Regions from separate parts of the Homo sapiens genome. Here region 1 is linked to region 2. The links are chromatin loops, found by intact Hi-C in ENCODE. Cell type or tissue: Caco-2. All regions are shown on one strand. Each heading gives the region's core, and the rest is flanking DNA. Links, peaks and the distances in the headings are about the cores only.

Region 1 (8,000 bases), core at 1-8,000, 460 kb before region 2:
ACACTTTCTTAACATAAATTTACGTTATCTCATTAAAAAGTTTTGGTCAGTGGAGAGAGAACTGAGAGCTGAACGAAATATTAGTTGTGGAGGTTTAATCATATCTCAGAAATAAAGAATTTTGTTTGTGTAATTATTAGGGACCTGTGAAGCATTTTTGAAATTCCTGGGGTGTTCGTAGTCTTGTTATTTTCTTGTTTTGTGTCAGTGGAAAGATCTTTGAAATTTTCTGTGAAGAACATTGACTCAATTGCTGTCAGTTTTCTGTATTTTTGCCTCTCATTTTCACATACACACACCGAAGCACACAATCTGTTAACAAAGTGCCCCTCCCAAGTCCCTATTTTGTGTGTTTTCAGAACACGCTTTCTGCACAAAGAGTATAATTTCTTAGACTACTTCTTAGAAGAGAAGAAAAATGATGCCCAGTGTGGGGAAAAATGGTTAAATGTGGTTTAGTTTTTGAAGAAAAACCTGTAACTAGACAGGTACATAGCTGCTGCTGGAATTAAGTTACTGGACCAATAGGGATGATTATTAATTCTTATTTTCTTAAGCAATTCTTAAAAATTGAATTCTTGATGTGTTGATGTGTTGTAAGGTGGTTAGAATTGTGTACAATTCTTGTACAAATTCACTCTATCTGAACTTGGATACCATCCGCTGAAATTCTTGAAGATTTCATCTTCCAAGAATGTGGCCATGTTGATTTTATTTTCCAAGAGTCATATACTCTGCTTAATAAGTTATCTTGGTCAAACATTGTTTCTCTTTTGTGCCTCTTTAAACTCTTTGGTCACTTTTCACCATCAATTCATAGAATCTAAGAGTTGGGGGGAATATAGGTCACATAATCCAGATTCCCAGAAAATGCAACCTTGGCTCTATCACAACTCTGACAACTTCTGCTTTACACAGTAACAAAAATACTCAGTCCATTCAATGGAAACTTAGTATTAATAATTAAAAAATATGACTAAGCTTGAACTTTAACCTGCCCTTCCTCCACTGCCACCTGTTTATTCTCATTGTGCTTTGTGGTCTGAGTCTGTTAGTCAAATTCTTAGCTTTATATAATCATCGAATTCTATTACTCATACCCATATATTCACATATTGTTGGTTCTACTGACTTTCAGTTTTCATAAAATAATGTAAGCCAAGGTGTTCTGTAAACTGTAAAGTGATCCTTGAATGTAAGTTATTGTTTAACTTATCAATATAGAATAAGCTGTCGCCCTTGTTTAAACCTAGGTTTATCCTTTTTATGAGCTTTGGGTTTCCATGCTCTTTATCCTCTTAGTTTCTTGAAACAGATGAGTAGATGAGTAGTTATTACTTCTGCTGTTTGTACTCTAGATCAAAGGACTCCAATTCTTGTCAGTAGTATGTAAAGAAATTAAATTAGTCAATAGAGTTTTGGTTTACTGATAGATTTAGTCTCTGAATCTAAGTCGTATTTATCCAAATATAAGCATAATATTAACATATTGTCCATTTTTTTGCCCCCATTTTTTTCCAATTATTTATTTGAATTCTAAAAATAGAAAAAGGAGGATTGGGGAAAAATACTATAGTTTAATTCTGAAAAAACTTTGAGTCAGGGGCGGTGGCTCACGTCTGTGATCTCAGCACTTTGGGAGGCTGAGGCAGGGTGGATCACCTGAGGTCAGGAGTTCGAGACCAGCCTGGCCAACATGATGAAACCCCGTCGCTACTGAAAGTACAAAAATTATCTGGGCATGGTGGCAGGTACTTGTAATCCCAACTACTCGGGAGGCTGAGGCATGGGAATCACTTGAACCCGGGAGGCAGAAGTTGCAGTGAGCCGAGATCGTGCCACTGAACTCCAACTTGGGGTATACGAGCAAGACTCTGTCTCCAAAACAACAAAACAAAACAAAACAAAAAACCCAAAAAGAAACTTTGTTAGGTAGGTATTTTTATTTCCATTTCACAGATGAGGAAACTAATTTTCAGAGAAGCTTCTAAATTTGCCCAAGTTCACATGTCTAAAAAGTGGACTATAAAAATATCTTGACAAATAAGAAAAGGAATAGTAATATACTTAGAAAGCCTATGAAACAACCAAAACATAAAAGGAAATGTAACCAAGTCTCATATTTTAATCTATCCTTGGTAAAAAAGCCAGGCTATAATTATAAAGCTATGAGCGATTCTTCATTTAAATACCAATTTGATAATTATATCCAGAAGATTCCTGGAAGGAAAATAAGTGAGAAGAGTTAGAAGAATGCCGTCTTCAATGCTGAACTCCATAAAGGCCTCAGGTCACAGAGAAGATAATGATGGTAATACTAAATCGTAAAACTGTACAGTACTAACAAATACAAATACAAATGAATAATATTTGTGTTTTTATAATTTACTAATTTATTTTTAATATATTATTTCATTTACTTATCAAATTAATCATTCTACAGAAACATGAGAATTTAAGATGGATGAAGCAAAACTCATTAAATATTGCATGTGTGATTCTTTTTTGTTTGTTTGTTTGTTTTTTCTGAGACATGGTCTCACTGTCTTTCAGGCTGGAGTGCAGTGGCATGATCGTGGCTCACTGCAGCCTCAACTTCCTGGGCTCAAGCAATTCTCCTGCCTCAGTTCCCCTAGTAGCTGAGACTACAGGTGCGTGCCACCTTGCTCAGCTAATTTTTTTTTTTTTTGAATCTTAGTAGAGATCAGGTCTTGCTATGTTGCCCAGGCTGGGCATTTGTGAGTCTTGATATAGAAATGTGTGTTCACAGTCATTCCCAAGGCCTATAGGGAAGACACATTCTAGTGACTGTTAGTAAGGGTCCATATCAGGAAGAGCTAGAAAATAATTCAAGATGATTTTCAAACAAATTTCAGAGAGTCTGATTATCTTTATTCTTTATGATAAAAATATGTGTATCTTATAGCAATAGGAAGAACCTGCTCATCTTAGTAGAGTGCGTGAATTTGAAGTCAGGAGGTTTGGTTTCTGATCTTAACTCATTCTTTAAGTGACAGAGAGTTCAATTCTTTGGTCATTATTTTTTCATCTGTAAAATAAGGGATTTGGGTAAGATCAGTGGTTCTTAGCTGGGAGTGCACTGTCCTCCTCAAGGCGTGTTAGGAACTTTGGCTGTTTTTTTCTGTGAAGACGCTCAAGAAGTTTGTCTGTGGCTTGGGGAACATTGACTTTTGGTGTTAAGTGCCATGTAGAGCTTTCTGGTTGACTTAATGCTAATCATGTCCACTTATTCAGGGGCTACTTGTCTTCATTAATTTACTTACTGAAGGAGGAAACTACAGAACAGATTTTAATCAGGAAAATGCTATTTTTTTCTATCTAACTTTAAGAAAAGCTGGCAGATTTCTTTACGGTAATGCCTGAAACCTAAAATGCCTGAAAAGGGAAGGAAAGACATCGTTTGCCTACACCATAGGGCATTCCAGTGACTCAGAAGAAAGGATCTAAAGCAAACAGGGCCAAATTCCTAAAATTAGTGCTGTCTGGATAATCTCAAGAGACCAAGATACCAGGTCCTCCTATCAGGTTAGACCTAAGTGATCAGCTCTCTGTTCTTATTTTGTTTTGTGAATTTCCGCTTAATATCTCTAAACCAAACTATTCAGCCTTCATATAACCTCCCTTTGGAGAAATTCAAAAGTATCTTCAAGCACCATTAACTTTCACTTGGGTTTGCCAAGAAAAATTGTTTACCAAGAATTACACACTTGACTTACACTCTTAATGGATGGTTTAAGCTTCACCTGAAGATGCTGTAAGATTTTCAGGAAGTGAGACAAGGTGCACTTCATAAAATGAGACATTTTTCTCCACTTTAGATTATTGCTGGAGTTCACAAATCCTAATGGTATTTGAGTTTGGAATGTTTCCTGTGCTTTCATTCTTTCTGAAGTACATCAAACAGAAATAATAAAGGCACTCCAGCACTGCCCTGGCTTGCTGGAATATTTCTTGAGAAATTTTGATTGCTAAAGATTGCTTCCCCAACTTTGGAGAAGAAAAAGTAATTTAGGATAAGTCAAGCATCTCCCCGTGGTAGAAATTTGTGTGAACCAAAACATCAACTTCCAGGAGACTTACCCTTTGCTAGTTACATCATTTTAGGCCTCAGATGCCTACTAGATCAATATAACTCAGTGGAGATGCAGCCATTTTGCCTGTGAGAGTTGAAAAAATAAAATTTCATAGACTTAAAATGATGGCTCAAGGATAGAGAGTAAAATATCTAAAAGGAAAAGCGAAATTCTAAAAACCCTGTACCCTATTAGGTTTCGTATAAAGCAGATTTAAAGAGCAATAGATAATCACTGTGTAATTGGTTTTACTTTTAGATAACTTGAAATACAAGTAGGGAAAACAGATTTCTCTTTATTTTTAGAAGTGAGTGTTTCTTGCAATAGCTTGAAGAGGTTTCTTACAGGTTCTCTGAAATTATACCTGAAAAATAGGAAGAAAACAATGAGTTAGCAGAAATGCTTTCTCTTAGTTGTATCTGTACTCAATCATATGCAGTATAGAATACCCTGGTACCCAGGGAAGTACCATCTATTTGTCACCACAGTGGAAGGTAAACAGGGCAGGCAGTCCTTGGGCAAAAATTGTAGAGCACAGAAAGTAAGATTTTTTAAAAAGGCATCTTAAACTTCTCTTCATGTATTCGGAGGATTTTGCTTAAAACTAACATTCTCTGCATTGTGGAAGCTCACTCATCTTCTGTAAGAATACCCAGAGGTGTCCTTACACATGTGCTCCTAATCGGTTATTTTCAATTTAATGTGAAGGAGTGAGAGTTAATATATTTCTTTTTCTGTAGGGCATTTGTATTTGCAACTTTCTCAAAACCTTGGTTCTACCTTTGGGATGTGAACATCATTAAGGCGGGAGATATTTCTTAGGTTTTGTTCTCCCTCTGCCTCAGAGCTCTGCATGTAGCTGGTGCTCAAAAGCACTTGCTGAGTGGACTTGAATTTACGATTATTCAGAGATCGAATCCCTGTCTCTCAGTAATCTGGTTTAGCCACCTTCAGAATTGGAGTGAAGAACAGAAAAGTTGAGGTGGACAATTTTAAATGACTTTGCAACTAGATAAAGTGAAATCAATTCTACAAATTGTAAGTTAAATTTCGATTTGTTGTGCCACAAGTGGGTGCTGACTGCTGGTGAATGTCCCTCCATGCCGGTAATCCCAGCACTTTGGGAGGCTGAGGCGGGCAGATCACTTGCGGTCAGGAATTCGAGACCAGCCTGGCCAACACGGTGAAACCCTGTCTGTATTAAAAATACAAAAACTTAGCCAGGCGCAGTGGTGTGTGTCTGTAGTCCCAGCTACTCAGGAGGCTGAGGCACTAGAATCACTTGAACCCAGGAGGTGGAGGCTGTAGTGAGCCAAGATTGGGCCAGTGCACCCCAGCCTGGGCGAAAGTGAGACCCTGTCTCAAAAATAAATAAATAAATAAACAAAAATTAAAAAAAAGAATATTCCTCCAGTCTCAGTGCCTCTTGATCCTGTGCCAGAGAGCCTATGCTATGGGTGGATAGAGAGCACAATACTGAGATACCCCACATCTAATCTGTTTTGTGGGTCACCGACATTCCACCCCACTCTGGAAACCTGGAGATGTCCTAGGTGAGAAACTCACCTCTGCTGCTTATTCTTGGTGTCTCCCTCATACCTCTCAGCATGTTCTCCCTTTTCATCCACAGTTTCTTACTTCTCTGCTCTTGTGAGGCTCAGGGCTTCCCTCCTAATGTCTCCCTTTCCTTTCTTCTGCTCCAAGTTCCCAGGGCTAGGAAACAAGAGCGTGATCTCATTGCCCAGTATATATCATATGTTCTGTATCTCTCTATCTCACCATAGACTGCAAAACTTTTGGCACTAACTATCACATGTGGAAATTATATTATGGTGATTTCAATTCCTTGAACACTGACTTTCAGAGAAATATTATGAATTTCATCCTCATATCAAAAACTTGCAAGATCAGGATCTTTATTAATTATTGAGGAAATCTGGCAGAGAAGGGTTGCTGGTTAAACCCCCAATCCCTTAGATGTTACATGACTCTTCAGTTATTTTTAGCCAACAGACTTTACTCCTCCCCTAGACTAAACAGAAGAGGCATTGTTGAGAACATTAAAAAAAAGATATGAGAAAATTGCTTTCGTTTCTAACAAAGTTTTATTCCACAGATCAAAGGAATGGAAGTAATTGATTTTTAATCTGACTTACTTAAATTGTGCTAGATAAGTTCAGAATGTTTATGAAAGGCAGAAATGTTTTCTCTTCAGAAACTTGCCATTAATTACAAGGAAAATTGATTGAGTGGTCTGTCAGTTCACATCTTGTTTCCTCCTCCTCCCTTCATGCTCTGTGCCAGCTCATCTGGTCGGTGAGGCAGGGTTTCTGTGTCTGCATCACATTGCCCTGGGATCACCTTCCTAGTTCTCTCCTGCTCACTCATCCTCCCCCAGTTACGTGATCCCACAGAGGCCCTATTGAATTAGTGGAAACCAAAGGCTTCACACTGGAGGCCACGGGGTTCATCTGAATTTTAAATGTGTTTTATTTAGCCCACATATCACATTGCTTAAAAATTCTGATCCAGTACTTAAATACTAAGAGAGTTTCCATAGAAGTCCTGATTTCTAGATTCTTTTTTAAAAACTGTGCACACTGGTAACAGAGCTGGAAATGAGTATCTGCTGACCTCTTTATTCCAGACACATTCTTTCCAATTGGCCATAGTCTCTACCATATTTTGTTTCTGACTCTGAGACTAAGCATCTATTTGCAGTATGGAAAGTGAATAAGTTGACACTGGAATATTAGAATTCTTCTACTAGGTCCGCTCCACTCTGCCCGTTACCCTATCGAGATCAAAGTCTGCAAACTCTGCCATAACAATCTCTACCTCTGTGAAAAAATAGTTGATTGGTGCTGTCATATATTTGCCTAAGAAGAACCTCTGAAATGTTGTTTTATTCTCAGGTAACACAGTAATTTGGTGTATTGGTCTCTTTTGCATTGCTATAAAGAGATACCCGGGGCTGGGTAATTTATAAAGAAAAGAGGTTTATTTGTCTCATGATTCTGCAGACTCTACAAGAAGCATGGTGCTGTCAACTGCCTGGCCTCTGGTTAGGCCTCAAGAAGATTTTACTCATAGCAGAGGCCGGGGACCCTGTGTGCCACATAGTAAGAGAGGGAGCAAGAGAGAGAGGAGGAGGTGCCAGCCTCTTTTTAAACAACCAATTATCACCTGAACTAATACAGCCAGAACATACTTCTTATTGCAAGGACAGTACCATGCCTAAGACCAAAACACCTCCCACTAGGCCCACCTCTAGAATTGGAGATCACATTTCAACCTGAGATTCAGAGGGATAAAAATACAAACTATATTGCCTGGTGAACTTCACTAACAGAAAAGTCATTTTTCAGCAAAAGATTTTTTTTCTGAATATTTGTTTTTTGAGATGGAGTCTCACTCTGTCACCCAGGCTGGAGTGCAATGGTACGATCTCAGCTCACTGCAACCTCTGCCTCCTGGGTTCAAGTGATTCTCCTACCTTAGCCTCTCCAGTAGCTGGGATTACAGGTGCATGCCACCACACCCAACTAGTTATTGTATTTTCAGTAGAAATGATGTTTAACCATGTTGGCCGGCCAGGCTGGTCTCGAACTCCTGACCTCAAGTGATCCACCTGCCTCAGCCTCCCAAAGTGCTAGGATTACAGATGTGAGCCACAGCACCCAGCCACTCCATATGTTAATGATGCAAGATCACATCTCTAAAGAGCAAGGTTTGCCTCAGAGATGCATATTCCATCTGTTTCCCACAACCTCTAAATTTCAGAAACCTCTGTAGCGGTCCAGGAAGGGATTTAAGGATCCTCCTCACATTTATGGTTAAGAACCTGGCTCAAAGTGACACAGTTGCCAAGAGGCCAAACCAGTATTTAAACTCGGGCATTGATGC
Region 2 (10,266 bases), core at 1-8,000:
CTATGTCTAACTTAGCCTCTGTTTGTCCCCTCTAATCTAGGAGAAATTCTTCTTGCTAACCTATTATCTATATAATCTTTTAAAAAATATTTACTTTAATTATGGATATATAATGGTGGTATATATTTATTACATAATATTAATCTGCCTTAGCATTAAATTAGATTATTAGATTACAAAGAAAACAGAAATCTGAAGAACATTACTATTAGTCCAATGCCATGTACCAAGTAAATCCTTAAAAAACACAACTGGACAATGAAAGGTAACCAAAGGTCTTTGTGATCCATGCCATACCAGACAGCACAGAGAACATGAAAGCTCTGAACTCAGGGGCATTTGACAATTTACTTCTGTTTAACTCATCTATTTTTTAGGAGAGAAAGAGAAATAATGGGCAGGTGGCACATAAAAAAAATAAACAGTTCTCAACAAAGAAGATAGCTAAAAAAAGATGACCACAATCCCAAGGAACACCAAAATGAGAATGCAATGCACCCAGAAGAAAATACAGATATTTCCAGTGGGATTGAAGCAACAACCTGTTGCCATTATGTTTCTCTTTGCCCTGAAAGTTCAAATATTTGTGTTTCTCTGAGACTGCTGATAGAAATGCAGCTGATGAGACTCCTTCATTTAAGGCAAAAACTGGCAGCCCATTGAAGGTGTCAAGAGTTCACACTGCTTCCACATGAACCTCAAAAATCAGAGTCACAAATTATTAGGGCTGGAAGACATTTGGAATCACTGAATAAAACTCCTTATATCACAGTCATTTATCCAGGGAAGGTAAGTGACTTGTCCAGCTATTTGGCAAAAGAGACAAGTCTCACACAGATAGCCAGACCCTTAGGTCAGTCCTTTCACAGGCTGATGATGGTACATTCTTTTTAAAATCACTCACACATGTGACCATAAGACGACGACAACAACAACAACAAATGAAATAAAACCCAGGACACTAAGGGAAAACTGAAAAATGTGTATTCGGTGATGATCCAATTCCAACAAAACACATCCATACCTCACTCTTGATGTGTGGATAGACTGATCTTAGGACCATACATGCAATATTGTATCTGGTTTGAACAAACTTCTAAGCATTCCTCAGTGCCTCCCGCAAAAAACTGCCTATCATCCTTCACAGCACGCTTGATCCTGCCTGCTGAACTCTTTTCCTATCTCCACATAACGTAGGGTGAGGACACATGTGTTCTGTTTTGTGTTTCTTCATAATATGTCATTTCTTCAGAAAACAAATTTGAGTATAAGAAAACACTTTAATCTCCTTAAATTAATGAATGTAGTTTGTAGAAGAACAAATTCATTTTTTCCTTTACCCAATTTGCATAGTAATGTCTGAGCACAAGCAGCAGCTCACAGATTTATACAAGGGCACTGAAAGAAAAAGAATAGGCTTTCCAACCATTATCTTCCAAAATCCTGCCCCCACACATTACCAAACAAAAATAGACCTAGTTTATCTAGAAACTTGAAAGCATGTACTATATCTGTCTACTTTATCCATCTCCATTACTACTATCACAGTCTAAATGACATCATCTAAAATCATGATTTTTTTCCTAATTGATCTTCTTGCTTTTACTTTTATTCCTTACCATCTGTTCATCATTGAACAGTTATATTCCTTTCTTTTAAACATAAATTGAACCTGTTTTTCCTGGATAAAACCCTCCAAAGTCTTTCCAACACGCTCAGAATAAAATTCAAATTCATTAACTTAGCTGGGAAAGGAGCTTGCAGTGCTCCAAAAAGAGTTAGAGGAACTGAATATCACAAAAACTCCTTTATTCTTGGAGTCTATCTTGGATCAAATGAAGCTTCTGAGCCCAGAAAACAAACCCTATTTTGTAAGTAATATTCCATAGAACATTAAACATTTCTGCGCTTACATCCCCTTTGCTGTCCCAGGCTTTATCCAGCTACTCTTTGACCACTCTAGATTCAATCTGCTCAAAGATACGCATATAAAGATATTTTCTTTTCCTTTTCTTTTTTTTTTTTTTTTTTTTTTGAGACAGAGTCTCGCTCTTTCACCCAGACTGGAGAGCAGTTGGTGCGATTTCAGCTTACTACAACCTCCCCCTCCCAGGTTCAAGCAATTCTCCAGCCTCAGCCTCCCAAGTAACTGGGATTACAGACATGCGCCACCACACCCAGCTAATTTTCTGTATTTTCAGTGGAGACGGGTTTTCACCATGTTAGCCAGGCTGGTCTCAAACTCCTGACCTCAATTGATCCACCTGCCTCGGCCTCCTCCTGAAGTGCTGGGATTACAGGTGTGAGCCACTGCCCCGTCCTATTTTCTTACTCTTCATCTTGGAAGACGAAAAGAAACAGTTACATACTCCTGAGTCCAGCATAATAAGAGGATGGTAATATACAAGGGACTCTACCTCAGAAAAGGAGGCGGGGGGCAGGTAGTATAACTGAGACAGAATCAAGACTTTGTGTTCTAACTACCATCAATGCTTTTAATGCAAAAATGAAAAACTTAACAAAGAGGGAACCAAAGAGGGAAGCATTTCTATATGTAAGTGAACACTGAAATCACTGATGTAAGTTAGAGGCATGAGAGCAGCTGCAGTTAGAGCCAGAACAAAAGAGCGTAAGCAGAACTCTTTGTGGGTCAACTTACAGCTGAGACGAGTCAGTAGTTATTCCTTATCAGTTAAAATAAGTCTGTTTTACTTTTCTTTCTGCCATGTAACTACAGAATATGAAACCCAATATCCCCAAATAAGCCCCTGAAAATCCCATCTATAGTCCATTACACTCAAACTGGCACAATTGTCCCATAGAACTGATATTTGCTGTGTTTGAATACACATAGATATTAACTCTCCTGGTCTTAAAGTGTGAAACTTGCATTGGTCTTATCTGAGTTCCTTCCTCAGGAAACTGGCCATCAGACCTCCCAGAAGGAGAAGTATGAAGGAGCTGATACTTACCAGGTCACTACATCTGGACAATGAGATCCCAGACCCCTCACCCATCATGATTGTCTAACGAACCACCTGCCTCCTGTTGACCAGCTTCTCTTGCTTAGCCCTCCTACACTTAGCTACATTCCTTCCCCTATTGTACTTGGTCAGAGAGATGGGTTTAAGATTGATCTCTCATCTTCTCGGCTGCAGTACCTAATTAAAGCCTTCTTCCCTGGCAATACTTATCATCTCAATGATTGGCTTTCTGTGCTGCAAGCAGCAGGACCTAGACCAAACTCTGGCACTTCAGCAGCAATTCCACAGTTCCCTAGGGTCAACCCATGGAAAAGTAGGCATTCTTCTTTGAGATTAATCGTTTTTTCTACCAACTGCAGAGAAACTCTTTCCTATCCTTCTCTTATTACCTGTTCTCATGCATGAAGATAACCAATAGTTTTGGAAACTAGACATGTTCTGGCCACTTCTTCAAAGATTATGATTTGATACTTATATGGTCCCAGAATTTTTTTAAAAAAACTTCCTGTTCCATTCTGATGATCACCCTCAGATGAACCACAACCCAGCAGAACTGGAGGGACAGTGCAAGGCTGTACCCACCTTAGCCAGTAGAGCCACTTCCATGTGTTGAGATCCTACAGCCTCTGCTGCCCCCTGGTGGTAACTACTAAACTTACCACACCCCTCTCTAGTTCAATGACATCAAGAAATATCTATTGAGGACCATGTCAAAAGTATGACATAAGAAACTGTGACATAATGCCATATAATATATTTCTTCATTCATGTTTTGGAAGTCAAGAAATATAAGTCATCCTCCTTGAAACAGCTCCAAATACCTAACTAAACACTTATATATGAAACTGCCACTAAAATTTTGATTCAAAATGCAGAGAAAGCAAAAACTAATCTGTTCTAATATAGGAAATTTAAAACAACAGCTATACAGAGAACCAATAATAAATACTGATAAAGTAAAATTGATTATTTTCTTATCAGTAATAGTATTTTTTCTCTTTTCAGAACAGATACTTTTTAATTTCTTAAATTCCTGTTGTAAAGTCTGTTTTGGTGCTTCTGACCAACCAAAAGTAAATATACTAGGGTCTGAAACAGAACTAAAAAGCATGGAATCTGGGCATTCTTTTTCAGATATTTAGTAAATGTCATCAGCCATTTCTTGTTGTTCATCAAACTGGTCACAAAAAACGAATCACAGATAAATTACAAATTTTTTTTCAAGCATCCCTGAAAATTGCCTCTAAATTGTCACTCTCAAATTCTAGAATTAGAGCACTATGACATATTTTCTAGCTTATCTAATATTTCTTTTCCTTTGACTGGGAGTCCACTAAAGAATCATTTTTGTCAGTGTGTGTCTCATTTAAAGATGTGTTTACTAATAAGATCATTTTCACTTTGTGGGCAGACATCCGCTTCCAATTCAATTTCTGGAAGCCAAGCAGAATTCTGAGCAACTCACAACTATTTGGCAGTTCTCCATCTTTGTTTCTGCTGGTAGAAACAGCCTTCTTAAATGTTCAACCCTTCCAAATGAATTAATAATATATTTAATTTATGTTCATGTCTAATCTAATGTTCTCAAACTGGGATATTTTCTTGTCAAAAACTTCCCCACAGCTGTTTTGTAGTCCAAGGTGTTTACTATATTATTTTTATGTGGCTGCATATCATTATAAACATAAAAACTACATTTTAATGTATCTAAATCTGTCTTTGATGCTCATCTGTCCTTTGATGCTCATAAATTGAATGTGCACTCAGGGACATGTGGGTGTCTTTTCACTATAATAAGCTGTGGTGAAATCTAAGGAGTTCTGATGGATAACCTTGGGCTACGAGGGGGTAATTTTGAGACATGAGTATCTCTAGGATGCTGGAAAGTTCAATATATTATCTTGAAATATATATCTTGAAAGTTCTAAAAGTTTTGGGGAATTTAAAAACTGCCCTACATACTTCTTAGATCTTTAGATCTATGACTGCTAAGAATGAAAATGTACGGAATGTGTAGAACATATAGAGACACCAAGAATAAATTACTTAGAATTAGAAGCCAGTGAATGAATGAACTGGCACTGACACAGACAAAAAGCGGCTGAGTTTCTGACTGTTTTGAGGTCAGTGCAAGTTTAGGATCAAATTCACCCAGGCACCAAATGGATTAACTGCTATTTTTATTTTCTGGATCTCAGTGTATTTTTAGGACTGAATTTTTCCTTCCTGAATGAATGACCTGCTAGCTCTTTCTGCCTAGAATGCTCTACCCTTTCACGGTCACACCTGACCCAACTATGAGTTCCTGTTCTGCCACCCACCTGATCAATCCCTAATTATTTCTGAAACAGCTGGGACACACCTCCTCTGTGATTTGTTCCTTAAGCTGAGCCTGTCAGTGATTGAATTTTGTATAATTTGATCTTTCTGGACTAGAAAATGGTAGCTGTTCACTTTTCGATCATTCCAATTAGTCTAATGAGTAACTTGGTGGCACAGACTTTAATTTTTAAATCCTCAGCACCAGAAATTGTGCCTGACACATAAAGAGTGCTAAGAAATGATTGGTTGCATGAATATAGATAGCACACCATAAAGGCAAAGTCAATTTCCTCTGCACATAAAATTAAAGATTATTTCTACAAACTTTGAGCATTGTTGCAATAAGAAAATATGCCTCTTATTTGCTTTTACAAGTTTAATTCCGGGAGCAATTTTGTTTATGCAAATATTTGCCTCTATTGTCAAATTCCAGCTAAAACAATTTTTGTTATCTACGGTTGTTGCACAAAACTTCCAACTTCCAGTAGCAAAGTTAATTAAATAGAGTATTTTTTAAAAATTTGTAACAGGTTTAGCCTCGATCAATAGGTTTTGACCTATTGTTTTTACTAAACTTAATTCCCAGAACGTATCTCCTTAAGTGCAATGCTTTATATATGGTAAATGTTCAAACTTTTATTACGTATTTAAGTTTAAAGTAATAGGAAAGAATAACTTGAGTAAATTAGTTCCTTGCTACTTTACAGCAATTTTTGCCTCACTCCACTGATTCTCTATTAGATAAACTTCTTCACTACAAAATCTTATATACTTTTGATTGATGCCCATTCTGTAATGTTATCTACCCTCCAAGGTCCCTGGGAGACAGAGTATTGGAATCTAACATTCAAGTCGTGCTTGTCTGCCTAGAGGCTTGCATTCATCAAAGGAAGTAAGGACATAAAGTACATTAAAATAAACTCTACTACAGCACAAATTTCTATATCATACTATTCTACACATGATCTTGATTCTAATCTTCCTTTTTCTGGAAATTCAGAACACCTAAGCTAATGAAAAAATGAAAATTATAACACCAGGAGGGAAAGGGGCTCATAGGATATTTGTCAAAGGGCCATGCAGCTTTTATGATTAGAAAAGCATTTACCTCTGTAACAGTGAAGATTACATGAGACCACCATTTCATCTGTCAGTCAAACTCAGATTGGCTCTGTTTCAAACTTCTGTAGCTAACTCAAAATGGAATGGCCACTGTTCCCAAGCACCACCTGCCATAACTTGGTATTTTTCTGTGCTTAGTGAATCACATTTATTCTCCTGGATTTGGGAGAGTTGGGATAGAAAAACACAGGGACTAAGATTCCCCTGCACTGAGTTACATTAAAGAAAGTCCACCTATCACTGTGTTACTGCTGACGGTTCCTCTGGCTTTATCTATATTCCTGCTTCAAATTATTTTTAGCAAAAATTTAAATGATATTCAGAGGGTTGTTGGTAAAAGAAGATTAATATTGAATTGAAGTACATATTAGTGAGAATGGTTATGATGATGATGATGATGGATTCATGCTGCAATCCTGATTTGATTTGCTATAATTAGGCTACAATTTGGTCTATAGAGGACTAAAATCCTATTTGAAGCATAAGTGCATCCCAAATGTGGTTTATGGTTAAAAAACCTGACCATGTAGATAGCCAATTCCCACCCACTTATTGGGGTTACTTATTTGTTTTTGTTTGGCTTTATTTTTCTGTTTTGCTCCTTTCTCTCATTTTTGAAATTATTTCTCAGAGTCAGTACCAATTTCTTTGGTTTCTATTTACTAGGTAGTACTCATATATTTAAATATATTTACATACATTGTTATACATCTATATATATGAAAGAGAGAGATATCTATACAACTGCGAAGCAACTTCTGAACTAATTTAAGAACTAGAACATCACTAATTCTGTGTATACTACCTGACCCAAAGAAAATCAGCTTCCAAATACAGGCCTTTAATTTTGCAGTTTTTAAAAATGGTTTTACCATATGTATATAAACCTCTAAACTATATATTTCTATTGATTGAAATCTTTAGGAAATGATATTAAGCTTTACATTATCAAAGTAAAATTGCACCAGACAAGGTAACCAGGCAAAGATGACTTTTTTCAAGATGACCACAATAGGTTCACAAATACCGCAATATGGAATATAGAGTGAACTATGTTGAAACAAAAGGCAGGAGAGATTTTCAACACTGGGTCAAGTTGGTGCAAAGGTTCTGAAGGACATAAGCCTGGAGGTCACTAAATACAGTTAGGCCATCTATTTTTGCTAATTGGCATGAATTAAGGGAGAGTAGAAGTTAGGCTCCCACCCCTCCTCCCCCAGAGACTGAGAGATAACGGCCCTATCTTTTTTGATGATTACATTTCATAGAATAACTCCCAAATCCATGTGAAACACATTGCTATGTTGTAAAACTGGCAAGAGGCTGGGAGATTCACATCTTAAAGGGGCAGAGAAAGAATTTACAATTTCAAGTTTTCTAAAATAAACTCACTAAGAAAAGGGAGATCAGGGGCTTAGGTCGGGAAGAAACCTTTCTGAAGTTTAGTCAAACTGAAAGGAAATAGGCCATCTTGGTCAAAATATACTTCTAAATCCTTGTTTTCTCAGCGTTACATTTCAAAGAGATTTACCCAATGAGTATGAGGAACTGTAGGTCACTCAGATTCACCCCAGTATAATATTGCCTCACTTTAATAGACCACATTTTAATGCCCATTTTACTATAGGTGAATACTTGGATTTTTTTCTTTACTTTTTATTATACTTTAAGTTCTGGGGTACATGTGCAGAATGTGCAGGTTTTTTACCTAGGTATACAGGTGCCATGGTGGTTTGCTGCACCCATCAACCTGTCATCTTTTTCTTTTCTTTTTTCTTCTGTTCTTTTTCTTTTGACTCTACGAACAGGGTAAGTGTATTCATTTGCTAGGGCCACCAAAATAAAATGCTACAGACTGGTTGGCTTAAACGACAGAAATTTATTTTCCCATATTTTTTGGAGTCTGGAAGTCCAAGATCAAAATGTTGACAGATTGGGTTTCTCCTGAGCCCTATCTTCGCTGGCAGGCGGATGCCTTCTCAGTGTCTTCACATGGCCTTTCTCCATGTGTGAACAACTCTGGTGTCTCCCCGTGTCCTCATCCTCTCTTCTTAAACGGACACTGGTCAGATTGGCTAGGGCATTCCCCAATGAATCCATTTTAAATGAATTTCCTTTGGAAATCCTTACCTCCAAACATAGTCACATTCTGAGGTAGTCAGAGTTAGGGCTTCAAAATGTGAACTGTGGGGAGAGAGTTTAGTCCACAGCAGTATTTCTGTGCTCATGTTCAACATATTTTTGATGTTTTGCATGTTTTTACACATTCCTTCTAGTACACATAGAAATATTTCCTTGGGATGTCTACTTAGAACAAATATTTAGATTGTCCGGTACTCTTGCTTTTCATCAGCACTTAATATTGTCAGCATTTCCACTATTTCCCAATCAATACAAATTCTTTATATATTCTGGGAATTAATATAATTAATCAGTGATGTGTGCTACAGATGTCTTCTCCCAGTTTTGTTGCATATGTTCCACTTCCGTGATGTCTTAATGAAAAGGTGTTGTTTTTAATACAATACAATTTATCAGTATTTTCCTTTATGCCGTTTCTTTCTGTTTCATTCCTGTTGGAGTCCTAGTTAAGAAAATTATTTCCTACTTCAGTCATAAAAATTCACCCAAATATCTTCTTCAGATATTTTAAAGTTTTGCCCCTAATATTCCAGTCTTTAATCCACCTGGAATTTATTTTAGTATATGGTACGCGGCAGGAATCCAATTTTGTTTTTTTCCCATAGAGATAAACAAATATTCTGGCCCCATTTATTTTCTAGTCTACTCTTCCCTAAGTAGTTGCAATGCTATGTGTTATATATAATTTCTGTATATTCATGGGCTGCTCCTGGCCTATTAGGGACAATTGAATAGCATGTCTCTTGCAATATTTACTATAAAATACTATTACAGATGTACCCTGTTAGCAAAAAATACGGTAGACAAATCAATCTTAGATGCATGGAGTGGGAGTTCACAGTCTGTGCAAATGGAAAAGACATGGGTCTAACCACTTGGAAAATTGTTTGAGATTATCTTATAAGATTGAATATACTCCCTCTCTCTGACCCAGCAGTCCCATTCTGTTTTGTGTGCTCAGGATCAGAAGTTCCAGTGTGGTCCCCAGGAGTGTCAGCATCAATGTCACCTTGATGTTCAGCATTAATTGAATAGCATGTCTCTAGCTAATACTGTGGCTTTATAATGAGTCTTGGAATATGCAAGGGGATATTCCCACATTATTTTTCTTCTTTAGGAAACTCCTGTTTTTCAGCTTTTGCTATGCCAAATAAATTTTAGAATCTGTTTTTCAAGATGCAAAAATAAAATCTGTTGGGATTTTGATTGAAATTTCCCTGAACCAATAGAATCAATCTGTGGAGAATAAACAGTTTTATGATATGGGGGTTTTCTGTATGAGAAAATTGAATATTTCTCCATCTATTCAGCTTGCATAGGTAGTAAATAAAATTTTTGCATCATATATGTGTATATATGTATATGTATATATGTATATGTGTATATGTGTATATGTACATATATACACATATACGTATATGTGTATATGTACATATATACACATATATGTATATGTGTATATGTACATATATACACATATATGTATATGTGTATATGTACATATATACACATATATGTATATGTGTATATGTACATATATACACATATATGTATATGTGTACACACATATAAACATGTATATATACATATATACACGTGTATATATACATATATACGCATGTGTATATATACATGTATACGCATGTGTATATATACATGTGTGTATATGTGTATATATACATATATGTATGTGTAT

What was found. A loop is a pair of places that touch in the nucleus more often than their neighbours do. Peaks named below come from ENCODE experiments on the same cell type or tissue, not always from the same donor. Only the 100,000 strongest peaks of a DNase experiment are listed, where the experiment ranks them.
Region 1: it touches region 2 in a loop (7-fold over the local background); 19 of 110 quality-filtered maps call a loop at or near these places.

What each region holds. Positions count from the first base shown.
Region 1 is chr13:76,008,699-76,016,698 of GRCh38, forward strand. No RefSeq gene overlaps it. Among named protein-coding and RNA genes, the nearest start is that of LINC00561, 78 kb to the left of the region's middle. In Caco-2, for the core only: no CTCF peak of the experiment used is centred there; DNase peaks (open chromatin) are centred at 953 and 3,463.
Region 2 is chr13:76,470,117-76,480,382 of GRCh38, forward strand. All of the region lies in intron 2 of LOC105370263 (a long non-coding RNA gene), which reads left to right. Among named protein-coding and RNA genes, the nearest start is that of KCTD12, 410 kb to the right of the region's middle. RefSeq lists a silencer at 3,530-3,689. In Caco-2, for the core only: a CTCF peak has its summit at 3,604 (motif pointing left); a DNase peak (open chromatin) is centred at 3,595.